Linked DNA regions of Homo sapiens: region 2 is linked to region 1. Evidence: chromatin loops called from intact Hi-C (ENCODE). Cell type or tissue: CD4-positive, alpha-beta T cell. All regions are shown on one strand.

Region 1 (2,500 bases):
AGTTCAAGACCAGCCTGACCAACATGGAGAAACCCCGTCTCTACTAAAAATACAAAATTAGCCGGGCGTGGTGGCGCATACCTGTAATCCCAGATACTGGGGAGGCTGAGGCAGGAGAATCGCTTGAACTTGGGAGGCGGAGGTTGCGGTGAGCCGAGATGGTGCCACTGCACTGCAGCCCAGGGAACAAGAGCGAAACTCTATCTCAAAAAAAAAAAAAAAAAAAATCTAGTATTAGTAAACGCAGGTGTTTAACAATGTCACCACTACATGTCAGGGAACACTGATAAACTAAGAGAGAGCACGGGACCTGCCTGGGTGTGGCTGCTGTACTTGCAAGACATCTTCCCTCTCTGAGTTTCAGCATGCCGGCATTTGGCACTAAGTTGTCGTTCAACATATATGGAATGAATGAACGAAAGGGAGAGTTGGAGTTAATAACACCTTGCATAGAATAAACCCCGTCGGTTCTTAACCCGAAGAGAGTCGAGACCCAGAGCCCTTTTCCTTCCCTGCCGCCACGGTGCCCACGGAGGGGGCGTGGTTGATCTCCCTCACAGCTCCGTCGGGACCAGAGACCCGGGGACCTTTTACACCCAGGGTCCGCGCAAAGTGTCGGCCTAGCCAGTGGTTGGGTGGCGCCCGGGCCTCCAGGCAGTCTTCCAGGGGTCGGCGAACGAAACGCGGAGCTCGGGAGCGACCCGGCGGGGCCAGGCACGGGCAGAAGGGCCAAGAGGGCCACAGGTGGGCGCGGAGCGGCCGGAGTGGGCGGGGACTGGATGAGAGGGGCGGGGTCTAGGAGAGAGGGGCGGGGCGGCGGCCACAAACCCGCAGGCACGCCGCCGGCCGCCGTTTAGTCCCAGAGATAGAAAAAAGTAGAGGTAGGAGGGCGCGGCGGCTCACGCCTGTAATCCCAGCACTTTGGAAGGCCGAGGCGGGCGGATCACGAGGTCAGGAAATCGAGACCATCCTGGCTAACAGGGTGAAACCCCGTCTCTACTAAAAATACAAAAAATTAGCCGGGCGTGGTGGGGGGCGCCTGTAGTCCCAGCTACTCGGGAGGCTGAGGCAGGAGAATGGCGTGAACCCGGGAGGCGGAGCTTGCAGTGAGCCGAGCTCGCGCCACTGCACTCCAGTCTGGGCGACAGAGCGAGACTCCGTCTCAAAAAAAAAAAAAAGAACACCAGTAAGCCTCTACCGCAGGCCCTACACAAGCAGGCCCTTGTACTCACTGGCATCGCCCTCCCGGGGCCGCCAGGAATGAGGCACTGAGATCCCACCCCAAGCCGCTGGGGGCGCCATTCGACTTCGCTCCTACGGAAATGGGGCTTCGATGTCTTTCTGCGCTTGCGCGGCACGGAAACTCACTTCCGGCCCTGCGCACTCAGGGTCTGAGGCAGCTAGTAGCCGGGTGAGTGGAGGCTGGAGTTTTCTCGGACAGTGAACTCTACCGCCCCGTGAGACCCTGCCCTATGTGTCGCGGGAACACATGTCACCCCACAGCTCTCTTTGAGTGACCTCCCGACCACCCATTCCTGCCTAACCCTAGCATTCCTTCCTCAGCCTCAAGGTCCCAGTGCTACCCTCTCCCCCACGACCCCTTTAGACGGGCATGCGACCTCCACACACGCCTCACTTTATGTGATAGTCAGACTAGTCGCATCTCTCTGTCCTCCCTCAGTTGCCTTTTCAGAGGCTACCTCCCCTGTAGAGCCTTTGTTGGGGGATGAGGAGTGTCTTGGGTCGAGAACAGGCCCCTGTAACCCACTGAGCGCCCCTTCATTCCGTCTCTCTCCGCCCTTTGTAGAGGGTCACCATGAAGTTCAATCCCTTCGTTACCTCGGACCGCAGTAAAAACCGCAAACGTCACTTCAATGCCCCCTCACACGTGCGCAGGAAGATCATGTCATCCCCGCTCTCCAAGGAGCTGCGGCAGAAGTACAATGTCCGCTCCATGCCCATCCGCAAGGACGACGAGGTCCAGGTACGTCTCCCTCCGGCGCTAGTGGCGCTCGGACACCGTTGCCTAAGAACGTCATGCGTGGAGCAGTCACAGACTCACATGCCTCAGGACTCTGGAAAGTAGTGTGACCCTTCAGATGTGTTAGGCCAGAGATAGGGTTCAGAGCCACCAGAGAGTGCCTGCGTTGCTTTAGAGCATTTAATTATTTAATAGTAATAGTAAAATTTAATAAAACAGTATGTCAACCAAGCAAAAACCTGCTTTTTTGTTTGTTTTGTAGAGATAGGGTCTTGCTATGTTGCCCAGGCTGGTCTCTGAACTCCTGGCCTCAAGTGATCCTCCCACCTCAGCCTCCCAAAGCACTGGGATTACAAGTGTGAGCCACCGTGCCCCACCAAAAATACTTTTGATTTAACCTTCTGGCTGCTAGTTTGCCAAGTGTTGTTGCCCAGGGTGGCTTGTTGAACCAGACTGTAGGGGAAGGTGCTGCAGTGAGAGTAGTGTTTTAGTGTATTTGGGTGTAGTGGGATTGATGGA
Region 2 (2,500 bases), 510 kb before region 1:
ATACTGCATTGTGGTGACGGTTGCATAGCTCTGCAAATTTACTTTAAAAATAAGTGAATTGCACACTTACAATGGGTGAATTTTATGGTATGTAAATTATACCTCAAGAAAGCTGTTAAAAAAAATCCTATCTATTAGTCTATTTTTTATAAGTGCATGGGAATGATCAACATCAAATGCAGGATAGTGGTTTTATGGGGGAGGGGCAGCATCGGGGAGGGCGTCCGGGGGGTTTGCATCTGCGATGCTTTATTTCTTAAAAATAAAAACAAAAAAGTTTTGAAACAAATTGGCAAAATATAGAGATGTGAAGACTTGGAAGGTATATAGATATAGATAGCTATTTTATTCTATGTATCTATATATGTGCAGAATATTGTATTACTATATTGAAAATATACCCATTTGAAAGGGACCCAGTGCCCCGCTCAGGTTACCGAGGACACTTTGACCACTGTTATTCTTGCTGCCATAAATATTCCGACCATCCTGCTCCTCTTAACATTTAAAGATCTTGAGACAGAGCAGGCCAGCATCTCCAGGCTCCTGCTGCCGAGACACTAATGCTTCTGTACATCCCTCTCCAGTGCGGGAAATGGGGTGATCCAAATAAAACCCACAAATCCTACCTGGAGCTCTTCTTCCTCCCCCCAAGCTGAAGACAAGCTAGCTGGGGAGGGTCTCCCAGGATGTCACCCTCAAAAGCCCCTCTCCATTCATCCCCAAGCCCTCGGGCTCTAGTGCAGGAAAGATGCTGGCAGAGAAAGGCAGGAGCTCCCCAAATCTTCATCTCCCTGCTTCCAACAGAGGGCAGTGGCTCCAGGGAAAGGCTCTCCAAACAATATCATGGTTCATTGTCATCAGCCTCTCAGGATCTCACAGGCACCTGGAGCTTCTGGCCCTGCATTCTCCAGACCTGGCCTGTGGCTCTGCCCCTGGGCCCATGGATGATGTCTCTGCCTGCGGGTGACTGAGGCTGGGGCTGGAGAGGACGCCATTCTGATCATGGAGAAGGCACCATTTCAGAGGGAGCAGGTGGCCCAGCCCTGATGGGCAGCCCTGAACTCCGGGTGCAGTTCTCCAATGACATCTACAGCACCTGTGACCCTGTCCCTCACAGGCAAGTGAGTGATGAGCAGGTAGTGGCCGAGATGGCTGCAAATGGGGAGAGGGGTAGTGGGAAATTAGGGGGCGTAGTGAAGAGGACTCTCAAAAACTGACTTTATAGTCTATGGCGCAGTGGCTGGGGTGGGAATGTGTGTGGTGCTGCCCCCTAGAGGACATGCAGCAATCAATGCCTGGAGGCCTTTTGGGTGTCACAATTGGGAAGGGGGATAACTAGCTGGGTAGAAGCCAGGGAAGCTGCTAAACATCCTGCAATCCACAGGACAGCCCTGAAACAAAGAATGATCCAGCCCCAAATGTCAAAAGTGTTGAGTTTGAGAAACTCTGCCCTTGAGGGATGTAGCAGTATTTACACAGAAGCTAGAGCTCAGAGAGGCAAACCAACCAGTCCGAGGTCACACAGCAGAAAAGTTCAACTCCCCAGCTGATGCTGTCTCTCCAGGGTGGCTTCAGAAAAAGGGATACCAAATGGGAGTCAAAGTCCAGGCCTGCCAATAGCTGCCTTCATGCCCGCTCTTTCCAGATTGTGTGAGGGGTTGGGGTGGAGCTTGGGAACAGCAGCGGTCGCCCACCACAGGGATCTGTTTCCATTGGGTTTGGCCCCCCTGCCATCAAGGCAGTAAATGTTCTCTGTTCCTGTGGATGACTCAGGCTTCAGTTCAGCCCATTGCCCCTCCTCATCTGATGAACCCAGAAGCCTGGGCTAGAAGGGAGAGGGCCTCTTGAATCACATGAGTGACTAAAGCCACATGCAGAAAAACAAGTTCTTGATGAATCCCCCTACCATGTGACTTTGGCATGTTCCCAATCAGTGACAAGATACCTCAGGACAGGCAGGCAGGGAGCTATGCCTTTAGGGCATTTAGGAATGCCCTAAGGCAGCCTGTCATGCGGCTGCTACCTCTAGGAAATGGACACCACCATCCCCATTACACAGATGAAAAAACTGAGGCTGAGGTGACACAGCTACAACCTGGGAGGCCAAGATCTGAATCCCAATCTATGTTTTAACATAGAAACTTGTCTCAGGGGGCCCCCAAAAAGTGGCTGAAAGCTTCAAAAGACGGTTCTCAAAGCGCAAAACCTTCAAAAAACTGGCAAGGATGGAGCTGACACAGCAGAGAATGAAAAGCTTCCAGGTTTTCACTAATGATAAGAGAGATTTCCCAGTTTTTCAGAGGACTTTGCTCAGAGAAACTATAGGGGTACCGGATGTGGGAAGTGGTGTGGTCCTTTTGGGGTCCAGCGGGCCTGGATCTACATCCCTGCTTGGCTCTTGACTGTGACCTTAGGCGTGGGACCTCACTTTGCTGAGCCCTGGTTTCCTCATCTGTCAAATGGGCTTAAGGCCCTCTGCCTGATATGGGCGTGATAG

Evidence for each region. Hi-C counts contacts between places; a loop is a spot of excess contacts. Peaks named below come from ENCODE experiments on the same cell type or tissue, not always from the same donor. Only the 100,000 strongest peaks of a DNase experiment are listed, where the experiment ranks them.
Region 2: it touches region 1 in a loop (3-fold over the local background); 18 of 110 quality-filtered maps call a loop at or near these places.

The regions. Positions count from the first base shown.
Region 1 is chr5:172,958,058-172,960,557 of GRCh38, forward strand. RPL26L1 (ribosomal protein L26 like 1) reads left to right here and starts at 1,367. Exons shown (of 4, transcript NM_016093.4): 1 at 1,367-1,411; 2 at 1,808-1,984. The coding sequence starts at 1,817. RPL26L1-AS1 (RPL26L1 antisense RNA 1) reads right to left here and starts at 1,311. Exons shown (of 4, transcript NR_026682.1): 1 at 1,233-1,311; 2 at 82-200. In CD4-positive, alpha-beta T cell, a CTCF peak has its summit at 1,273; DNase peaks (open chromatin) are centred at 824 and 1,304; H3K4me3 peaks cover 2,048 bases; H3K27ac peaks cover 1,130 bases.
Region 2 is chr5:172,450,114-172,452,613 of GRCh38, forward strand. All of the region lies in intron 1 of SH3PXD2B (SH3 and PX domains 2B), which reads right to left. Among named protein-coding and RNA genes, the nearest start is that of SH3PXD2B, 3.2 kb to the right of the region's middle. In CD4-positive, alpha-beta T cell, CTCF peaks have their summits at 1,293 (motif pointing left) and 1,492; DNase peaks (open chromatin) are centred at 1,278 and 1,858.